Regions from separate parts of the Homo sapiens genome. Here region 1 is linked to region 2. Evidence: read pairs that join two places in POLR2A ChIA-PET (ENCODE). Cell type or tissue: HepG2. All regions are shown on one strand. Links, peaks and the distances in the headings refer to the core of each region. The heading gives the core; the rest is flanking DNA. Region 1 holds the start of LINC00870 (long intergenic non-protein coding RNA 870). Region 2 overlaps LOC105377161 (a long non-coding RNA gene).

Evidence for each region. ChIA-PET counts read pairs that join two places held together with the same protein. Peaks named below come from ENCODE experiments on the same cell type or tissue, not always from the same donor. Only the 100,000 strongest peaks of a DNase experiment are listed, where the experiment ranks them.
Region 1: POLR2A ChIA-PET joins it to region 2 with 5 read pairs; 1 of 35 experiments calls an interaction of 5 or more read pairs at or near these places.

The regions. Positions count from the first base shown.
Region 1 is chr3:72,145,892-72,157,563 of GRCh38, reverse strand. It overlaps LINC00870 (long intergenic non-protein coding RNA 870), which reads right to left and starts at 6,307. Exons shown (of 3, transcript NR_038221.1): 1 at 6,146-6,307. In HepG2, for the core only: a CTCF peak has its summit at 5,922; DNase peaks (open chromatin) are centred at 4,623, 4,723, 5,913 and 6,423; H3K4me3 peaks cover 2,245 bases.
Region 2 is chr3:72,584,501-72,596,172 of GRCh38, reverse strand. All of the region lies in intron 10 of LOC105377161 (a long non-coding RNA gene), which reads left to right. Among named protein-coding and RNA genes, the nearest start is that of RYBP, 140 kb to the right of the region's middle. RefSeq lists an enhancer at 4,786-5,613. In HepG2, for the core only: no CTCF peak of the experiment used is centred there; a DNase peak (open chromatin) is centred at 5,232; H3K4me3 peaks cover 755 bases.

The DNA of each region.
Region 1 (11,672 bases), core at 4,155-9,154, 440 kb after region 2:
ACCGAGAGAGAGAAAGAAGATAATTCTGAGGCTTCTAACTTGATATGCAGAAGAATGAATGACACCACTTGTGTCTTATTACTGGCCTCATATGATGCAACTGAAAAAACTGGGTGATTATGAAGGGATCTGAGATAAAGGTATCCAGCTCAGATAGGAAAACAATTTTGGGGGTGAGAAGGGAACCTAAAGTCTCTCAATTCATACCCTTTAAGTAGACACATATATATAATGCTGCCACTAATTCAACTCATTAGTAAAGGGGTGTTAATGCCACGCTAGCCACTGGTTGGCCCTTCTGGCCAAATTCAAAGCTAGTGCATATCATGTCCCCTGGCTCTCTTGATTCTTCTGAGCTTCACAAGGGCTCTGCTGTGGGTCCATCTTAGTGTCTGTCCCCTTGATTCCTGACTCTCCCGGGGATCATGTTCCCCCATGTGAGAAGGCTGGCTCCCTTGTGGAGTAACTTCTGAATAGCCACTGAGTCCTCTGAATGGCATGAGAACCCAGATGGACCCATGTACAGAGAGATGCTCTGTGCTCTGCCTGTCCCTATGCTATCAGGCATCTCCAAATAGCATGTCCAAAAGACTTCTCGGTTTTCCTTCTCAAACATGATCTTCTCATCTCAGTAAATGACACTGTCATTCACCAAGATCCTCAAGCCAAAAGCCTAAAATTTGAATTCCATCATTCCCTTTCCCCCGCACCCAAACTACCAATATATCTGGTTGGCCCAGTGTCTCCCCAACCAACATATATCCCCATCAACTGTGTTCCCTTCCAGTCCAGAGGCTGGCAAATATTTCTGATAAACAGCCAGATACTGCCATGCACTATCCACATGGCAGCTAGAGTGATCTTTAAAAAGTAAGCAGCGGTTGTCTCTCCCTGGCTTAAATTTGCCCAGTAGCTCTCCATTGCCCTTAAATGAAAATTCAGTCTTTCCATACTGTCTCCACCCCTCCATGACCCAGTCCCTGCCTCCTCTCTGACCCCACGTTCTGCCCACTCTTTGTCCACACTGCCCCACAACCCCCCAGTTTCCTTTCTACTCCCCAAACACTCCAACCTCTTTCCCTTCACTCCTCCCTGGGAACATTCTTCCCCCGCCACCTCCCCCACCAGTTCTCTCCACATCTGGGTTCTTTTTCATCAATTAACTCTTGCTGACCGGGCCCAGTGGCTCACACCTGTAATCCCAGCACTTTGAGAGGCTTAGGCAGTTGGATCACTTGAGGCCAGGAGTTCAAGATCAGCCTGGCCAATATGGCAAAACCCCGTCTCTACTAAAAATACAGAAATTAGCCGGGTGTGGTGGCAGGCACCTGTAATCCCAGCTACTCAAGAGGCTGAGGCAGGAGAATCGCTTGAACCCAGAAGGTGGAGGTCGCAGTGAGCCGAGACTGTGCCATCGCACTCCAGCCTGGGCAACAGAGCAGACTGTCTCAAAAACAAACAAAACAACAACAACAACAAAACCTCTTGCTTCCCTGAGAACCATCTGACTCTTATCTAATGTGGCCCCGTCTTTTCCCCATTGCCCCATCTGAAATTATCTTATTTGTTCAACTGTTTGTTGTTCATCCCTCTGGAACATAAGCTCTGTGAGAGCACGGACCTCATCTGTCCTCTCAGCACACACATCAGCACGCTGTAAATCCTCAAATAGTTGCTCACTGAACAAAGACAGGCTCCTGGTCTGTATTTCCGGGCAATGCCAGATGTCTGTGCACCTCGGATTTCTCCAGCTTTCCCAAGCCCTTCCTATGCTGGCTCAGAAGAGGGCTGCCAAAGAGTTCATTCCCTGTGTGTGACAAAGCCTGAAAAAACACGCTGCTTGTCTGAGTCACTGTGCTTGTCCAGGGACCTCTGAGCAAACTGATTTGTGATTGCAAGGCCAAGCCGATAGAAGGGCTGCTCTTCCAACAGCTGGACTCTACACTGGGGCCTCTTTAACAACAGATGTGATGTGGTGGAGAGGCGGTGGGGAGGCCGGGTCCCATGGAAACTCCCACGCAGAAATCCTGCCGTCTGTTCCTGGCACTCCCTAACATGTGGTAGAGCTTACCAGAGCTTAATTTCCTTGTTTCCAAAGTGCCCTCTCCTAGGCGCTCTCATAGCTCTCATTTGCTCACTCTCATCTCCCAAACCCCTGCACCCCATCTCCCTTTTTCATCAAGGCATTGAAACCAGAGACTGCTGGTTGCCACCTAAATGCTTTTTGTCCCTTCTTCCTTGGTCATAGAAGCCTGATTTTATTAAAGATGGTGATGAACCCAGCAAAGAGACAACATTCACCCACCCCTTTTTCAGGTAGTGGTGGCCAGGTGATGTCTGGCTAATGACGTATAAACAGCAGTGCCACTGGAACTTCTGGGAAGAATGATGAAAGGAGGCTGACTTCAGCCACTAAGACTTCAGCCGCTGTCTTAGTCCGCTAGGGCTGCCATAAAAGAATGCCACAGACTGGGAAGCTTACACAACAGAAATTTAGTTTCTCATGGTTCTGGAGGCTGGAAGTGTAAGATCAGGGTACCAGCATGGTCAGGTGCTGGTCAGGGCTTGCTTCTTGCTTCCTGGTTTGCTTTTCTCCATGTCTTCACACAGGGGAAGGGAACAGAGAGAGGGAGAAAGTGGGGGCATGGAGAGAAGCAGGAGAGGGAGAGGGAGAGAGAGAGAGGGAGGGGGAGAGAGGGAGAGAGAGAGAGAGAGAGGAGGAGAAAGATCCTTTTGCTCTTTTTCTGAGGCCACCAATCCTATCAGATTAGGATCCCACCATTAATGACCTCATTTAGCCTTAATTACCTCTTAAAATCCCTATCTCCAATATAGGGTCCTTGGGGGTTAGGTCTTCAATATATGAATTTAGGAGGGACACAATTTAGGCCATCACGGCTAGGCATTACATCATTTAGTTCTTCCCTTCCTTCTGTCTTCCTCCCACCTGGAATCTGGATGTGATGGCTGGAGCTTCAGCAGCTCTACTGGACCATGTGATAAACTTGATAATGAATGCCAGGTGCTGAGGGTGAGGGTGGAAGTGCAGAAAGATGGAAAGAACCTGGGTTGACTTTGTGGCACCATTATCATGGAATTGTTAGGAGCTGCTTTATGTCAGAGTTCTGGTTCTCAGCCACACTGTATATTGGAATAACCTGGGGATCTTTGAAAAATGCTCATGCCTGGATGTCACTCCCAGAGATCCAGATATAACTGGTCTTTTGGGGCGCAGCCTAGGCATCATGATTTCTTTTAAATTTATCTGGTGATTCTAAAGTGTTAAGCTCGAGAACACTGCTAAAGAAAAAATCCTGGTGTAAGGGAATTGACTGTGTTTTAAACAATGGTATTTTAGTTTTGTTATGCAGACTAACTCAACTTCAATAAGAAATCTAATTCTAGAAGATGAATCACTTCTGTCTTCTAAGATTTTCAGAACAAGCACCGCCCAAAGCCATCAGGAGACCTGGTTGCATCCTACCACTTTCAAGAGTAGATATGGGTAGATATCAATTCAAGCTGAATGGTGACAGATCTGTGCAGTATTAAGTACAATTTTCTGTCCTTTCACTCACATGAATAAAACAGTGTGTGTAACTTAAACTTCAGGATTAAAATAAGCACTCAAATTCAAAATAGTCAGATGTGGCACTTTTGTCAACAAACCTCTTTTCCGAAAGTGAAATCCATTGGTAATGATCATTAGAGGCCAATGAACTCTTTCCTGTGACCCAAATGTCCCTCCTTGTCCCCAGCCCAAGTGGGAAGAGCTCAAGGGGAGGAGCTCGGCCAGCTGGTGAGAGAGTTGACTTAAAATAAACAGGTACCAGGGTTCAACTCTCAGCTTCACCACTTACAGCTGAGTGCTCTTGGGTAAGTCATTTAACCCCTCTGTGCTTCAGCTGCTCCCTGTGCAAAATGCACTTCATGATTTTGTCCAGGACTCGGGACTGTGGCAAGGACTGAAAAGCAATGTCCGAAAAAGCACTTAGCATTGTGCCTGGCCCAGAGTCACTGCTCAGTAAATGTCAGCCATCATTCTTAGGCTATGGCCAGCCACTCTTCCCAAATGATGTGTCCTTCCCTTTCATTTCTGGAAAACAGTGCCAAAACAGGGCTGCTTTTATGAATAGGGTACTAAATGAGCAAACACATGTCTGGAAATAAAGGTAATTCATCCCTGGGGAGATAGCATCTCCCAGGTTCAGGGGTTAATGGGCTTGGAGGATTCATAACAAACGGTGCCTGAGACAAATTGGCTGATGGAACTGAGCAGCTATTGTTTCTCAGACAGCTCTTCAGCCGTGGCCCATTTATTAGCATGGCTGCCGGAGAAACAAATTAAAAGGCAAGCCCCTCAAAGATAACAGAAATTGAGTGCGAGGGGCAAAACGCCCTGAAAGTTTGAGCCGGCGACAGAGAGGCCATGCTTCTTCATCTGCTGCCAACCTCCAAACACTGAACTCTGGAGGAGGCTGGACGGGAGCCAGCCTCTGACGGCGTGTGCTCTCCTCGGTAAATATGGGAACTGCCAAGAGCCAAGCCCGTGGAAAAGCACTTACAGATTAGAAGCAAACACATGGCAAGCAGGACCCTCTGCAATCGTAAAATGCATCGTGGAGGAAGACGAAAGGAAACAAACCATTCTCTTTGGGACTGTCCATCTGGAAGCGTGGAGCCAGGAGCATTATTAGAAATAAATATATCCAGCCCAGCAACATCTGGGAGTCACTGGATGTTTTCATCCTCCTGGAACCTTCGGAAGAGCTCTGTCCACAAATACAGGCTTCTGAAGCTGCAACAGAACCCTGGTGCTGGGACACCGGTTCTGCCCTTCACCCCCTGTGGATTGGTTTAGCCCATTTTCCAGGGAAGGCTGGGGAGTGGAAAGGGCTTAATACTCCAGAAGCTTTGTGAGTGGGGGTGTGAGCCTGGGAGGGAAGACTGGAGGCCTCGCAGGCTGTGGGATGCGTGGCCAGATGGAGCATTGTCCTTTGCGGGCAAATGGCTTCTACTAGACTTTTCTAGGTGTGACCCTGGAACCATTTTTATCCTGGGGTGCTGACTAATAGAACAGATTCCTGGGTCCTACTTCAGACCTCCAGGATCAGCCTCTCTGCAGGGAAGTGCAGGAATCTTACATTTAATATCGCTTCTTAGGTGATTCCTCTGCACACTACGGGAGTGCTTCTCAAACTAGAGCATGCATGCACCAACATAACCCTGAGAGCTTACTAAACACAGATTGCTGGGCCCCACACCGACAAGCACCCCTGATTCAGTAGGTCCAAAGTGGCGCCCGAAGATCTGCATTTCTAACAAGTTTCCCTGATGCTGGTGCCGCTAGTCCAGGGACCACACTTTGAGTAGCACTGCAAGTCTGCAAACCCACTGAACTACGGGGTTTGCTCTCAGGCTGAGCAAAGTTCCATTTGTCAACAAACATGTACATAGCCCCCAGTTGAGTGCGAGAGCCCTCTATTCCTGGGCATCGTGGCGTCTGGGAGCCAAACCTTCTCTCTTAGGCCCCCAAGGGAACCTGAAGATGTTTGAGTTAATAATGACTCCAGGACGAGTTTGTGCTAGGACTTTCCTTGTAGAAGAGAAGGGCCTAAATAGCAGCTCTCAACTTTGAGCAAGATTTTAGAAACACTCCATTGCTGGGGAAAAAATGTTAAACTAACTAATGTAGTCTCTTTGGGTGTGGGAACTGGGCATCATCTGGATTTTTAAAGCTGCTCTGGGGAGTCCAATGTGCAGCCAGGCTAGAAAACCTAGCACAAATGTTAACTCTGACTACCATCAGTAGCACCCAGGGAGTGGCTAGAAAGCATTACATTGGGCCCCACTCCTCCCTCGCAATTCTGACTTCCATGATTCAGGGTGGAGCTTGGGCACTGGCATTATAACAGAAGCTCTCCAAATGTTCCACAGTGCACCTAGCGGCAGGGATCCAGGCCTGCTGGCCTAGTGGAAAGGGACTCAGGAGCACTAAATCCTGGGAAGGCTTAAGGGGCGGAATGAAACCAGAGACTGGGGCTGATTCATTTGGATCACCACAGTAAATGACAATGGTAAAGCAAGTCACAATTGTGTAAAGCAGTTTTGTGAAGTGCAATCAGAACAGATTTCTTGTTCTTACCCCATAAACAACTCAAACTCTCTTCCTTGCTGGCCTGAGCAGGAATTCGTTGGAAGGGAAGATAGAAGCTTCCTCTGCAGACTTCAGACGTGCCTCCTCTGGGATGCACACAGCAAGGGGTGCCCTTGCCAGGCATAAAGCCCTGTGCAACTGGGTTTCTACAGCTCTGCAGCGGCCTAGGAGGAAGGTTTGCTAGAATTACTGCCCCATGTGACTTTCTTTTAAAAATTAACTTGCAGATCCCTGGGTGCTATATCAGCTTTCTCAACCTGGACATTGGACCCTGGAGCCTGCATTTTGAACAGACGTTCTGGGCAATTCCAATGTGCATTATAAGCAGGGAACCATTTACATGAAGGTTCCACCTACCTGAGCAAAGGTGGAAGTTGGGAGAGATAGGGCCAGAGAACAGAGTGGATAGTTCTTTGCCATCTTTGGTTTCCCCGAGGTCTCTGCTGGGCAAAGGGTCTCTCAGAAAACCCTCCCTGAAAGATAAGAGCCTATTTACCAAAATTTACATCTAGGTCCAATAAATGGAGCTGACTTTACCCATGCAGGGCTGGGTGTCAGACTCAGCTGTCTCTGTTACGATGCACTTTTAAGGCTTTTCTAACAGGATGAGCTAGATTACTGGCAAAGAAATGAATTTCTCCTATCTCCACATAATTCTAAATCTCCTCACTAGAGAATTAGACTATCTGTCCCATTTCCAACAATGACACATGTTGAATGGCCCAACATTGGCCAATGGTCCTGGCCTGCCATGTCTTCTCACAACAAATGTTCCCTTGTAACTTGCTCACTCTGGGGTTAGTAGGAATTTCAAATTGGGAGAGAAAGAGAGAGAACTGTTTTAAGTGGGCTGACCTTGGCCTTCCCAAATTACCTCTGAAGTTCCAGGATTTGTGAATGACCCAGAGGTCCATGATCCACAGTCATGCGCCATTTGAATGAAGCATGAATTTGGATGGTGTGCATCTGGAACTATGGAGGGGAACTGGGTCTCGTAGCTGGGGAGCACCAGTACCTTAGCTTTGTGGAACTTGCGACACGGTGGAAGTTCTGTTTCTTGGCAAAAAATGGTCATGTGGTTGAAGAGAAACTTTCAGCGGATATAGAAATAACCATCAACTTGTGGTAGGAGAATGGCACTGGGTGCTCATGGAGCTTTACAAGACATGTGAAGTGGGAGGAAACCGGGAATCTGTGTTAGCATTTCCAGTGCTCCAAATTCGGGATCCCTGGAGGTTTCAGAATCAGTCCTCCCAAATATTTATGGAAATAATAACAAATGCTTGTATTTATTGAGTGATAATTACATGCCAGGCAAGGGGCCAAGAACTTAGCACACATCATCTCCTGTGACCCTCACAGCAATACTCCAAGTGCGTACTTTTATGATCACCATTTTCTAGAGAAGGGAACTGAGCACAGAGTGGTTGTCCAGTTTCAACAAGAACCCACAGCCAGACAGCGGCAGAGCTGGGATTCAAACTGACAAACACTCTCTCCTCGCCCAAACTTAGTTCGTCTCCTCTGAGCCCTCTATTCGACTAGGCCTCAAATATGGCCCCAGTCCTGCACAGCAAAAATCATGTCAAGTCAGTTTAGCAAAATGTCTTCACCTTTGATCTCTGATCACCCTTGAAATCTGATCAATTTCCTCATCCCCCACCTTTAATGTATAAGTCCTTGACCTGCCTTTAGCAAGAATCCTGTTAGGTCAGTTTAGCAAGAATTCCCCAACCCTGGGTGTCTCCTCTTCGCAATTTTTCATCCACTGACTCTCCTTACTCTGCTCACTGACTATAATCCCCCACCTGTCCTTTCTGTATTCAGAGTTGATCCCCATCTCCCTCCCCTATTGCAGTACCCCTACTGTGATAGTCTTAAATAAACCCTGCCTTACCTTTTAAATAAGTCTCAGAATCATTCTTTCATGAACAGAACACAGGCAGTTGGACTCTGGTACCTGCCTTCTTAATCCATACAGTATCCTGCCAGACCAGCGCTGTCCAATACAACTATAATGGAAGCCACATGTGTAACTTTAAATTATCTAATAGCCACATTAAAAAGGGAAAAAGAAATAGGTGAAATATTTTTTTTTAAGTTTTTTACCTAGTATATCTGAAATGCCATTTCAACATATCATTGATAGTACAAAATTATTAACGAATATTTTACATTCTCTTTTCCTTACTAAATATTTGAAATCTGGAGTGTATTTTACGCTTTAAGCATATCTTAATTCAGATGAGCCACCAGTGGTAAATGGCTGCAGTAATAGGCAGCATGGGGCTGGATTATCCCCTGGCAGGCAGGATGCTTGATGTAGTTTGGATGTGTGTCCCTGACCAAATCTCATGTTGAAATCTAATCCCCAATGTTGGAGGTGGGGCCTGCTGGGAAGTGATTAAATCATGGGGGCGGATTTCTTATGAGTGGTTTAGAACCATCCCTTAGGTACTGTCCTCGCGATCCTGAGTTCTCACGAGATCTGGTCATTTAAAAGTGTGTGGCACGTCCCCCCCCCCGCTCCCTTTCTCTTGCTTCTGCTCTGGCCATGTGACATGCCTGCTCCCCCTTCGCCTTCTGGCCACAGTTGTAAGTTTCCTGTGGCTTCCCCAGAAACCAAGCAGATGCCAGCATCATGCTTCCTGCACAGCCTGCAGAACCGTGAGCCACTTAAACCTCTTTTGTTCATAAATTGCCCAGTCTTAGGCATTTCTTTATAGCAATGCAAGAAGGAACTAATACAATGCTTGAGTTGGAAAATTTTTTCATGGGGGTGCCTAGGGTAGAGGAAGCACAGAGAAAGGAGGAGAGGAGAATGAAGAGACAAGGAACCTGGCTGGGACACCTGGGGGCATGGCTGCCTGTGCAGCTGGAATGGAGAGATCATTTCAGGAGCAGGGTGTGGGGTGATTAGAACTGAGCAGAGGCTCTGAGGACATCTGTGTGGGTGGAATCCAGGGGACTACATGTGAGAATTACGCTGAATAAAGATAGGGCTTTGGGCCTCCAGTTGTGAAGTGTGCCAGGGATGGAGGTGAAAAGCGACTTAGAGTGGATGGAGAGAAGAGTGGGGTAATGAGCAATCCCAGAGAAACTGGCTCCAAGTGTGGGCCAGGCAATGTGCTCTCTGATTGGGAAGGGCAGGCAGGTGATGAAAGAGGACAGTGTCTCTCCAGCTGTCATGTGCACAGATATCACCTGGGGATCTTGTTCAAATGCAGGTTCTGATGCAGTTGATTTGAGATGAGGCCTAAGATTCTGCATTTCTGAAAAACTCACAGGTCTGGTGAGGCTGCTGGTACATGGACCGCCATGCTCTGAGTAGCAAGGACTAGGACACAGATTCATGCTTTGAATGGTTAAGTGGCATAGAAGGGGAAGAAGTAGAAACTTAGCTAAGCTCTGGAGAGCCTTCGGCTTGTGCGCTTTCCAAGCTGTGGCAATAATAACTGTGGCTTGCTTCCACTGAGTACCTACTATGTGCCAGGTACTGCGTGTTGGGCTTTATACCAGAGATTAGCAAACTAGGGCTCATGGGCCAAATCTGGCTGCTTCCTGTTTTGGTGAGTAAAGTTTTATTAGAACCCAGCTACACCCATTCATTTATTTACATATAGTCATGGCTGCCTTCATGGTACAGTGGCAGAGTTGAATAGTTGCAACAAAGATCATTCACAAAGCTTAAAATAGTTACCATCTGGCCCTTTATGGAAATATTCTGCTCATCCCACATTTGCACATTATCTTATTTAATTCTCATCACAGCCCTGTGAGGTAAGTACTGTTATTGTTCCCTGTTACAGATGAACAAACAGAGGTGTAGAGGCATCAAGGCACTTGCCCAGGGGCTCACAGCTAATACAAAGGACAGACAAGGTCCTCATAATCAAGGCTGATGGAGGCCAATGCCGTATTTGGTTTTCTGTTCCTGCGTTAATTCATTTAGGATAATGGCCTCCAGCTACATCCATCTTGTTGCAAAAGACATGATTTCCTTCTTTTTTTACGGCCATGTAGTATTCCATGGTGTGTATGGACCACATTTTCTTTATCCAGTCTAGTTTTGATGGGCATTCAGGTTGACTCCATGTCTTTGCGATTGTAAATCATGCTACGATGAACATATGTGTGCATGTGTCTTTGTGTTAGAATGATTTGTATTCCTTTGGATATATACCGAATCATAGGATTTCTGGGTCAAATGGTAATCGACCATTCAATTACCTGTTTCCTGTTCTAAGTTCTTTGAGAAACTGCCAAACTGCCTTCTACAGAGGCTGAATTAATTTACATATCGCATGTTCTCACTTATAAGTGGGAGCTAAACATTGAATACACATGGACACAAAGAAGGGAACAACAGACACCAGCGCCTACTTGAGGGTGGAGGAGGGGAGGAGGGTGAGGATAGAAAATCTACCTATTGAGTACCATGCACATTACCTGGGTGATTAAATAATCTGTACTCCAAACCCCTGTGACACACAATTTACCTATATAGCAAACCTGCACATGTACCTTGAACCTAAAGTTTAAAAAGATAAATAAGTTAAATTAATGCACTAGTCTCATGGAAACAGGAGTGGCCTCTAGAAAGCAAGCACGTATGTGTGTGAGCAGCAGGAGGCTGAGGGAGACCAAGATGCTGTTTTATGGAAAGGACCCAGTGTTTCCTTCTATAATGGCTTCTCTCGCACCCCACACCGTCTTCCGTTGCCCACCTCTGAACTTACCTGCGACAGTGCCTGTCTCTTACCCCAAGCATTGGCCTCTCTTCCTACTATGGGATGGCAGTTGTTAAATCCCCCAATGTCCCCACCCCTTGTGGGACAATCCAGAGGCACGTTCTACACAATTCGCCCGGGGTCCACAGTGAGCTTGAGCCCCAGGTGCCCACAGTGGTCACCTGCTCATTATTGGCTTCCCGTATCCGTGGCCCCCACATCACTCTCCCATTCTCCCACTTGTGGGAATCACCTCCCAAGTAAACTACCTGCACCCAAACCCCATTTCCAGTTCTGTTTTCAGGGAAACACAAACCAAGACACATACTCAGCTGTGTAGGTACCATGGCAGTCATGTAAAATGCCTGTGGGGTTCACCTTTTACAGATAAAGAACTGGGGCCCAGAGAGGAGAGCTGCTTGTCTCAGTTACACAGGTTCCTAGCCAGGTCCATCTGACTCATTCATTGAAGAGTCCTACAGCTCATTCTTTGAATAATAACAATCGTGGCGTCATCATCATCACATGCTTACTGTGAACAGATGAGGGGTCCACGGCTCAGAGGAGTTAAGAACTTGGCCAAGTTTTGCCCATGTGTTAGAATGGGGATTTGCACCCCCAGAAGCCTGGAGTAAGAGGTGAAAACCTCCACAAGCAAGGCTGCAGTGGACACGGAGCTGTCTCCTTGGGGCTGGGTGCCCTGGTGTGGCCTGCCCATCCCTCAGCCCTGCCCACTGGGTGGGATAAACATCTTCCTCAACGACTGCTCCCACGGCCGGTTGCCA
Region 2 (11,672 bases), core at 3,142-8,141:
TTTGGAAAAGCAAGCCATTTGGGTGGGAGGTGGGTGGGAAGGTGAGGCTGAAAAGGCATTTGGGACCAGCTCACAGGGGCAGCTGGAGACCTACGAAGGAGTCAGGACCTGATGCAGGGGAGAATGATGAGGAGGCCAGTGAGTAGTGCAGATCAGAGTTTAAGAAGGCTGTGTGAAGGAAGACTGTGGGAGTCGAGGGATGGAGGGGAATGAAGGAGAGTAGATAGGAAACTGTTGCCAGCCAGGGTGATATTCAAAATATTTAACTACTGGTACCAGATCAATGAGACAACTGGTAGGTCATGAGCATCAACCAATCAGAAGCGGCTGGGTCAGGGTCTTGGAGGCCCCTGCTGCACTCAGCATTAACCCTTCAGTGGCTAGCCTGTGGCAATCTGTGGGATTCAAAAGAGGGCCTGAGTGGCCTAGGTGGGGGAAGCCAGGGACTCAGGCCGGTGGATATTTACCAACAGGTGACGGAAATAGTGCAGTACTTTAACAACGATGGTGGCCATATCAGTGCACACATGCTGATGGTCAGCCCTGGCTGGTGCCCCAGTCACAGAAAGGAAGAAGCAGATGTCTGTGAGATTGTTCAGATAACATTGACAGGAGAGCGTGGTGACTGCTTTGGTTCCCATATTGTTATAAGAAACCTGCTTTGTTCAGAGCTCTTTAGGGTGGGTGGAAGGGTGTGATGTCACCCCTTGACCATGTTGGTTGTTTACTTCTGCCTCCTCAAATCCATGCCTCCTTTTCCTTTTTCTGGTACCAGCACCTCAGTCTTCTTTGGAGAAAAATTCTCCTCCTGCTTTTTTTTTTTTTTTTTTGCTCCTCACTGCAGCCTCGACCTTCCCAGGCTCAGGTGATCCTTCCACTTCAGCCTCCTGAGTAGCTGGGACTACAGGCGCACACCACTGGGCCCAGCTAATTTTTCTATTTTTTGTAGAGACAAGGTTTTGCTATGTTGCCCGGGCTGGTCTCGAACTCCTGGCCACTCAAGCTATCCTCCCACCTTGGCCTCCCAAAGTGCTGGGATAGCAGGCATGAACCACCGTGCCTGGCCATTCTCCTGTTTTTAGTCCATCTGGTTTCAGGGTGCAGTGTCACTCAGGTCTGGCCCATCAGCATTTCCATCCACTGGACAGAGCAACTGGTTCAGCAAGGGGGCTGTGATCTGGGTTGGCTCAGTGAGAGTCAACCCTAGGAATGTGATTGGAACTTCTGGCAGAAAGAAGCCACCTTTCTACTGAGACTGCTAAACTAGAGGATCTAAAGCTGGAGGGAACTTGCCTGAAAATGAAACCAACACAGATCAAAAAAGGGCTGAGCATCAGAATTCCTGACAAAAGAACTTAAGCCCCTGGATCCAGCAATGCCTGATGCCTACCCTTGACTTTTAAGTTACTTGAGGCAAAAAATTTGCTTTTTTTCCTGGAACCAGTTTGATTTGGGTCTTCTAATACTTACCAATCCAGTACTCTCCCTTGTGAATTAGGAACTGAGACATAAAGACTGAAGCCTATTTATATTGGCTTAAACTAAGAGGCCACAGAATGCCAGGTTGGAGTGGCCATGTGCTCACCTGAGCACAAATACCGGAGACACAGAGAGAGGTCGCAGAGAGGAACAAAAATGAGACAGAGATGGAACAGATGAAAAGATAGAGGGGGAGATGAGAGACCATGTGGCTTCAGAAAAAATAGGAAAAGCCTTTTCTCTACCCCTGGGGTCTTAGTGGTCTCTGCTTCTGAACCTAAAGGGAGCCTGGCTACATTTCCTGCCCTCGGTTCTTCCCCCAGCTCTCATATCTTCCCCAAAACTGGCCTCCTGGACTTGAATTAGTTTGAGTGGATTTCTTGCCTTCAAATAATTCACAACCAACACAGCAGCTGATTGGATAGGAGAGACAGGGAACAGAAATATACCAAGGATTACATCAGAGATTACATCATGGGGAGAGGAGAGGGAGGAACACAAGGTTGTGGGTGGGGGTGACCCGGAATTAAAGTCTGTTAAGGCCTTTTTATGTGCCTAAAGCCAAGCCTCCTACAAATACTGCAAATTCTTCTCTCCTGGAAACCAAAAGTCCATGCAGCTCAAACAACCAGAATCCCATGATCCTGCCCTGCATGGATGCTCAGAAGGTTGTTGGCCGGCACATGGCTGTATTTGTGCTGATCTGACCCTGGGGATTAAAGGTTTCACTTGCTCGTGCCCTCAGTCAGCGTGCTGGAGGGTTGCCATCCTCCTTTTGATGGCAACCCTTGCCTCCTCATTTCCATCTGCACCTGTCAATCTCACCACACTCACCAGCCTCTTCCTGGCCTCAGTCTCTCATGCCCTCCATCACTGGGTAAAGACCTAGTCACAGCCTCTGCTGCAGCCTTGTACATGTGCCCTGGGCACCACTGTTCCCACAGCCAGGGATGGTGTCCTTGTAGGTGCCTGTCATTCTCTGCCAGGGAGCTTGCTTTGGCCAGGAGCATGCCTGTGGGAGTGGGGTGGGCAGGCCAGGATGCTGGGGCATTGATGCCTCCAGGAGAGGCCCTGGACCAACACCAGACAGGGGTCTGTGGGCAAATACACCAGTTTCTTCATTCCTTAGGTGGGACAATTCTGACTCCTTTTCTAGACTATCTCAAGGTGTAGGGGAGCCCAGCCTAAGTTAAACTGATACATCCCTGCGTCCAGTCATTGTCATTTCTCACCTGGCTTCCTGTCTGGCTGCGCTCTAGTCCATTCTACAGCTGAAGGAGTTTTCTTTTCTTTTTTTTTTTTTTTGAGACAGAGTTTCGCTCTTTTGCCCAGGATGGAGTGCAATGGCACCATGATCTCGGCTCACTGCAAGCTCCGCCTCCCAGGTTCACGCCCTTCTCTTGCCTCAGCCTCCTGAGTAGCTGGGACTACAGGCACCCACCACCACGCCTGGCTAATTTCTTTGTATTTTTTTTAGTAGAGACGGGGTTTCACCATGTTAGCCAGCATGGTCCTGATCTCCTGACCTCGTGATCTGCCTGCCTCGGCCTCCCAGAGTGCTGGGATTACAGGCGTGAGCCATTGCGCCCGGCCAGGAGTTTTCTAAAATGCAAAATTGGCTGGGCGTGGTGGCTCATGCCTGTAATTCCAGCACTTTGGGAGGCTGAGGCGGGTGCATCACTTGAGCCAGGAGTTTGAGACCAACCTGGGCAACCTAGGGAGACCCCGTCTCTACTAAAAATACAAAAAAAATTAGCTGGGTGTGGTGGCATGCACCTGTCATCCCAACTACTCGAGAGGCTGAGGCACAAGAATCGCTTGAACCCAGGAGGCGGAAGTTGCAGTGAGCCGAGATCATACCACTGCACTCCAGCCTGGGTGACAGAGCGAGTCTCCGTCTCAAAAATACATAAGTAAATTAATTTAAAAATAATAAAATAAAATGCAAAATTAATCATTTCCCTCCTCTGCTCCCTATTGCTTTTAGGCAGTGTTTGAACCCCTTACATGGATGACAAAACACCCTGTTAGTCCCTTAGCAGGGTTGCTCGGCCAGCTGTCTCCTCCATCCCCTGCTCCCTTCTCTCACACACAACTCCAGCCATATGCAATCATCGGAAATTGTCCTACGTGCAATGCTTGCCTTCAACCCAGGCCATTGCTGTGCTGTTCCCATCTCCTGGAATCTTCTCCCCCTTTCTCCTTTCCCAGTACCTTGGCCCATCCCATGCTGACTTCTGTCTTCAGGCCTCCTTCCTCTAGAAAGCCTTCCTGACCTCAGGCAGGGTTAGAGTCCATCTCTCCTTGCATCCACAGAACTTTACTCTTGCCCTCCTCACCCTGGGGCAGAGCTGTCTCCTTATCTGCCCTTCCTTCTTGAGCCGTGGCTTTCAGCCCTGGTTGCACGTTAGAAACATGTGGAAGCCTTTACAAAATGCAGATACCTTGGCCCCACCATGGACTAATCACATCGGAATCTCTGCGGGTGGGGCCTAGTATAGGCTTTTCTTAAAAGCTCCCCGAGTGATCCCAATGTGCAAAACCACATTCTGATAGTATGATCTCACGAAGGCAGAGGCTGGGTTTTATTTATTTCATCTTCAGTTCCTGGTACATAGTAGGAGGTCCCTGATAAATGTTGGCTGTGGATATGAATGACAGCTACTGACATGCTGTCATCCTTCTGTGTCAGGTGCTGTTCCAAAGCAATCAATGAATAAACGAAAGAATAAATAAGTGAGTGAATGAATGTATCAGTGAATGAATGAATGAATGAATAAAAGGCCCACCCACATGCAGCTGGGAACTAGAGGCTCCAAAAAAATGTCTGTCCCTCGAGATGTCTAATTGTCTAAAGGCAGTGAATAGCCTCTTGCCAAACTCCTAGCAGAGATTAAGTAGTCATCCAGCCCTGGGGCACGACCGTGGGTGGTCACTGCTGAGCTGCCAAGTCACCAGCAAGCAGGAGCAGCGGCAGCCACAAAACTGGAAACTGGAGTTGGGAGATGGGGGCTGGGAATTCAGCTAGGAAGGAGCCAACGGGCTCCTTATTTAGGAAGGAATTTGTTTTGGTGTTGCGGGTGCGGGGGTTAAAATTCATTGTTTCTGAGGTTGCTGTGAAGAGTTGGGTCCAACCCAGCAGCATGGGGTTGGAGCAGGGTAATTGGAGGTTGCAGGGCCTGGATTTGCAGCTCTCCTCCCAATGAAAATACACTGGAAAGCAAAACAGAGAGGCTGGAAAATCGTCTCCCAGCGTCACCGGCAAGAATGAAAATATATGGCTTAATAAAAATGGCTGATTCAATTTCAAACAAGTGGCTCATACCCACCTCTAAATAGCTGCTGTTAAAATGCAGACTATAGCCCTGTTTTAAATGAGGCCTAAGGTAGGGAGGAAAAAGGCCTCTCTGCAGGGAGGGGCATGGATCTTTGCTGAGGCCTATTTCAGTCTGAAGTTTTTAAATGGAGTCAAATCAAGGTATTGATGTTGCTTTAATTTTTTTTCCTGTCCGCACAAAGTAGGCTCTAAATGGCATTAGCTGTAATGAGGTAACCCTCTATGCTCCCCGGGGTGGGCACCTGAGCAGGGGCCCCCACAGGACTGCCTGCCGCCCTGGGGTGCTTCACGGGGAAGGGCCACCTCCCTTTGTTCTGTCTCCATGGCCAGAATGAACCCAGGCGGAGTCCAGTGGCATTCAGAGCTGCCCCCAACCCAGCTGCCAGTTCCCTGTTATCTGAATTGAAGAGGTCAGAGGTTAAGTGAGAGATCAGAGTCCCCGGGTCAGGGAAAGAAAAACAAATCCCCGGGGCCTCCGCTGTGCTCTTGAAGCGTGTAGGCCGTGCCCTCCGGTGCAGATGGGGGAATATTTTATACCAGGCCCTGTCCTTTTCTGTTACCATGTAAATTGACTGACTTTTTTTCTTTAACCGAGTTAGGGGAATTTCATGGAGGGGAAAAAAAGGATTGCATGGGCATTTGAATTTTTGCTGAAGACCAAGAGTAGCAACTCCAGTTCTGGCCTCAGCTTCATGACAGGAAGCCGTCGTTGACTGTGGGCCTGTTTTCCTCTTTTCAAACAAGTCCAAGAGGTGATAAGGTAAAAAGGGGTCGAGACACTCATGAATGTATTCAGAAACTAGGTGATCGCACCTGCTATCATGGAGAAGGGAGGCACATTTAAAAGCTTGTTATTGGCTTGGCATGGTGGCTCACGCCTGTAATCCCAGCACTTTGGGAAGCCGAGGCAGGCGGATCATCTGAGGTCAGGAGTTTGAGGCAAGTCTGGCCAACATGGTGAAACCCTGTCTCTACTAAAAATAAAAAAATTAGCCAGGCGTGGTGGTGTTCACCTGTAGTCCCAGCTACTCAGGAGGCTGAGGCAAGAGAATCGCTTGTACCCAGGAGGCCAAAGTTGCAGTGAGCCGAGATCACGCCACTGCACTCCAGCCTGGGCAATAGAGTGAGACTCAGTCTCAAAAACACAAACAAAGAAAAAAAGCCTTGTTATTCTGTGGGTCTAAGAAGCTCCTCATCGTTCAGGCTCCTCAATCAGGAAGCAGTTTTGGATTCTTTACTGGGTTCTTAGCCCTGTGCAAAGAGCTGTAAGGGTTACTGGAGGTTAAGATAAGATAATGCCTCTCAAGGGGCATTTTATGTTGTTTTAGAGCCAGAAAGACTTCAGTTCATCCTGGCTCTGATAGTTCCTAGCCATGTGACCTTGGACTGACTCCTCGAAGCCTCTGTTTACTTATCTGTAATATGGGCGTAGTAGGCCCTCCGTCCTCACCACTTCAGTGTACTCTGGCACCTCCATTTCTTCCCCTGGGGGCTTTCTCAGGCTGCCGATGCCCACTTTGCCTGCCCTTGCAGGTGCCAGCAGTGCCCAGGAATTAGTGCCATTCCCACCTACACACAGCCCTCAACCAGCGTCTGGTGGGAATTGGTGAATAAGCACCCCAACTCCTTCACCCCCTGGGTACGGTGATTCTGAGACGCATTCTATGCCACTTCTCAGAATTTCCCCAGCGGGATTTGGCTCTGGTTTTCCCCCAGGGTGAACTTGACTGATAATACACCCTCCCTTCCATGACCTCCCCACTGACCTGCCCATGTTTCTTTAAACTGCCAAGTAAACCAGGTGCTCTGAGTCCCTGTCTCAGGGTTACTTCCTCCGGGACTAAGACAATGGGATCATGAGAAGAAGAAGAAGGATGGTTGTGAGGATATTGCAATTGCTGAACAGTGTGAGAGCATAGAGACTGCTTGGCACAGGATATGTCCTCAAATCAGTGATAACTATCATTCATAAGACTCAAAATGTACCTGAGAGACGACAGCGCTTTACATTGAGAAAGCAAAGCTGCACAGGATTGAGTAGTTGAGGCAACAGGCAATGTAGATATTAAGAGGAGAAAGGGGAGAGCTGAAAAGGAGAAACACTTACGTTAGGCCCCACGAAGAAAGCAGGGAAGCGACTGAGTTACACAGCCACATCCACGGGCACTGGAAGAGCACCTGGCTCACCAAGGGTCCTCAGCGCTCCCTTTTAAGCTTTCAACACCCCTTGATGCTCCCCTCTTAGCATTGAGTCAAAGCTGGAATTCAATAACTATTTGAGGCTGGGCATGGTGGCTCACACCTGTAATCCCAGCTCTTTGGGAGGCCAAGGAGGGTGGATCACCTGAGGTCAGGAGTTTGAGACCAGCCTGGCCAACATGGTGAAACCCCATATCTACTAAAAATACAAAAATTAGCTGGGCGTGGTGGTGGGCACCTGTAATCCCAGCTACTTGGGAGGCTGAGGCAGGGGATTGCTTGAACGCAGGAGGCAGAGGTTGCAGTGAGCTGAGATTGCTCCACTGCACTCCAGCCTGGGTGACAGAGCAAGACTCTGTCTCAAAAAATAATAATAATAATTAATAAATAAATAACTGAAAATTTGGCAAGTTTGAATAACATTCGTCTTTCTTGCACAATTTTAAGATTCTGAAGCGGAGGACAGGCTGTGTCTGTTCAGCATTGTATCCCCAATGCCCAACACACAGCCTAGTATATGTTAGGTCTACAATAGATGAGGAAACAGATACGTGAATGAATGACTGTCAAAGGAAGGGACAGGCATAGTTAAGAGCTAAGCCGAGCTAGTCTCGGAGCAGGTTGGAGCAGGCCAGCTGAAAGTCCTAGTGAAGGGCTTGGTTTGGCAGGAATGGAAAAAGGAAGAATTGTAAAAAGGGAGGCTCAGGACAGGTTTCGGAGGGCTTTGGGTGCTGAGTTAGGAGTCTGGGCTTTTATTCCAACAGTAATTGGGAGCCATCAAAGGGCCTTGAGCTAGGAGGGAGATGACATGGTAGAAAAAGGATTTTGCTTTGTTTTTTTAAGAAGACTCTTCTGGCACTTTCCTTGGCTGTGATAAAGAGTTTTGATATCCCCTAATGCCAGTGGGTTTCTGGGAACTTGAATGAGATAATATATCGGCAGTGCCTAGCACAGTGCCTGGCATCTACTCATAGGATGCACCCAATAAATGCTAGTTACTGTTCTTGTATGAAGTGTAAATAAAATACTTTATTAGTGTTTTACAAAAGAGATTGTAAATAGAGAAGAGCAGAAGGCCATAGCCTGAGACCAGAGGAAAGTGGTCACCTACACCAGGGAAGGAGCGGCTGGAGAGAAGGAAGGTGTTGTGGACACTGTAGTGTGCTGCCTAGATCCCCTTTTGGGGAGGGACTGATTCCCCCAGCTGCTGGCAACACTGTTGGAATGAATGGCCCGTGGCTAAATAACACCACCTTGCCCAAAGCCTTGCCTACTTCCAGGGAGCCCACCCCCAGCGACTGATCAACCGGGTGTGTAAAGACCTGATTCTTTTGCTCCAACTCAGTGCCCCGAATGCCTGTCCCTGTGGAGCTGGCTGAGGCCTTTGCTGAGACTATTTCACAATTCAGCTTCTCCCTCCCAGTCCTGCTTCCCTCTGCTCCCTCCACGGAGTGATGCTGAGAGCACTCCCTGATCATCTCCATCTTAGAGACAGCTTACCAGGGGAGTCAACCTGCAGCAGGAGAGCTAGGTAGAACAGCGCCATGGAGACCTAGGCAGGAGAGCTGTCTAGAGGGAGGAGGTGAGTGAGAAGACCATATTGAAATGGGAAAAGTTCCCTTGTCCCCTTCACAGGGTGTGTGTGGCTCGCTTCTTCAGTGCCCCGCTGCTCAAACCTCTAGGGGGAGCAGGCAGATGGGCAGGCTGTGGGGCTCCCATCCCAAGGCAGCATCTAGGGGTGAATACTTATAGCTCCTGAAGCCCCAGTGGGCATGTGTTATGGGGTGCTCTTTTAGTTTTGCCATTTGTAGGTGGCTTGTGTTAGTCAGCTCTATTAGACTCCCTGCCTTATCACAAGGACAGAGGGCTTTCTGTATCCCAGGGTTTCTTGCTTTGGTGTACTGGAAGAATCGGATCACATGTGGGCTTGGAGAATGAATGCAAGGTTTTATTGAGTGGAAGTAGCTCTCAGCAGATGGGGGAGCTGAAGGGAGATGGAATGGAAAGGTGGTTTTCCCCTAGAGTCAGGCCGCTCAGCAGTGGGGCTCCCCTCCAACTGCCCCAGCCAAACTCCATGTTGTTGTGCTGGTCGATGGCCTGCCAGCCTGCAGGTGCCTGCCAGTGTGCTCCTGACGTCCAGCTGCTTGTGTGTTCTTCGGCTGGTGTGTTCTGCTCAATGGCTCAGCTACTTCTTGTGTGCATACCCACTAAGGTCTCCGGTTTATTTACAGCACAGGATCAGGGTGTGGCCGACCAGGGTGGCCTTGGGAAATGCAACATTTGTGCATGAAGGCAGGAGTGCCTGTCTTCACCTAGGTCCATAGGCTCGGGGGTGGAGCCGTAGCCAGGCACCATGCCCTTCCCTTCCCAGCACTTCTCTGCCCATCTTCCATATCAAAATGGTGCCATGAGAGCAGGAGAACAAGATCTGAGAAAAGGCCTCTGGATTCAGCAACTAGGAAGCCGGCATGAGCCCAGTGCATTCAATGAGTCCAATTAATGGCAGAGGCTGAAAAGGTGATGCTGGAGTGAAACAAAGACCACAGGTGCAGAGAGTCTAGAAATTAGGCTAGGAAAGAAGACAAACTGTGAGAAGACAGCCTGAGAGGTGCCCGGGTCCTGTCACGCAGCCTCTGGATCTGGCTTATTTTGTTAAAAACAACCAAGGATTCCCATCAGAAAACCCTCCGACCACATGTTCAAGAGACACCAAATATCTCTTTAACCGTGAGACTTTAAAAGGGCAATTTGTTTTTTGAGGATCTAGAATGCAAGCCTTAGGGATGTCATTTCCCCAGCACTGAAAACACTGCAGCAATCTCGATACTGGGCATTTTTGTAAAATGAGAATCACTGTCCACCCTGCTAAGCCTCTCGCACTCTCCCTCGTCCTCCAAGGACTCTTCAGGGTCTGCTCTTTGAACCCCAGTCCTATGCCTCTTCCCTTTTGGCCTCCTTTGGCACAGATTATTTCAACAAATAGTTATTGAAACCAACAAAATGACATCAAGTCAAAAGCAGCTCATTGAAATTCTTTTCCTCCTCTACTTCCACCCCCACTCCCCAGGCTGGGACAAAGAAAGCGTGGAATATATTCAGAGCCCACCAGCTCTCAGACAAAACTGGCCTCCCCAATTTCCTGGTGGACTGTGGCTGATTCCCACCCTAGTGCTGTGTCCCCCACCTCTTCCAGGGCCCTCTCCTAAAGATGCCTATGTAAAGTGTGGCCCTCCTCAGAAGAACCCAGTTTCTGGGGTCCTCAGACCCAGGCTTCTCTCTGGGTTGAAAACAAAGTCCAGATGCCCACTCACTGCTGATGGGAACATTAAATGGTGCAAGCACTTTGGAAGGCAGTTTGGCAGTTTCTTAAAAAGTTAAACTTACCATTTGATCCAGCCATTATACTCTTAGATATTTACCCAAGAGAAAGGAAAGTTGATGTCCATGCAAAGACCTGCACAAGAATGTTCGAATGTCTATAGCAGCTTTATGTGTGATTGCCCCAAACTGAAAACAATCCGAGTGCCCTTCAGTCGCTAAATGCGTAAACAAAACGTTGTGCATCCATACAGTGTCCTGCTACTCAGCAGTCAAAAGGAATAAGTTACCGATGCTGACAACAATACAAAACTCTAGAAAATGGAACCTAATCTATAGTGACAGAAAGCAATGGTTGCTCAAAGGGGAGATTGGGAAGAGGTGGAAAGGAAGGTATATTAGTCTGTTCTCACACTGCTGATAGAGACATATTCAAGACTGGGTAATTTATAAGAAAAAAGAGATTTAATGGACTCACAGTTCCACATGGCTGGGGAGGCCTGACAATCATGGTGGAAGGTGAAAGGCACATGTTACATGGCAGCAGGCAGAAGAAATGAGAGCAAAGCAAAAGGGGTTTCCCCTTATAAAACCATCAGATCTCATGAGACTCATTCACTACCACGACAATATGGGGGAAGCTGCCCCCATGATTCAGTTATCTCCCGCGTGGTCCCTCCCACAACACATGGGAATTGTGGAAGCTATAATTCAAGATGAGATTTGGGTGGGGGCACAGCCAAACCATATCGGAAGGATTAGAAGACACACAAGGAAACTTTTGGGGGGAATGGCTATGTTCATTACCTTGATTGTGGTTATAATCACACCGATGTATGAATAAATCAAAACTCATTGTATTGCATGCCTTAAATATGTGCAGTTTACTATATGTTAATTATACCTCAATAAAGCTGTTCAAAAAAAATTTTTTTAAGCAAAGTCCAGGAGAAGGAAGGCACCATGGCTTAGTTAAAGAGTAAAATCTTTCTCACAGAGAAAGTGCTCTGTTCCTGGGTTGACATGACATGAGCTGACATTTCAGCCTCTACTTCCTGGACATTGGACCAGGTGCTATATTGTTGGAATCACCCCTGCAATTTTATTTTTTTATTTTAAAAATGAAGACAGGATCTTGCTGTGTTGCCCAGGCTGGTCTCAAACTCTCAGGCTCAAGCAATGCTCCCACTTTGGTCTCCCAAAATGCTGGGATTACAAGCATGAGCCACCACACCCAGCCACCCCTGCCAGTTTAGAACTGAGTAGATTTGCTTTCTACTTGATTCCTGTATTCCAAAAAACCAAGCAAAGAATAGTTAGGAAATATTAGGTTTGGTGA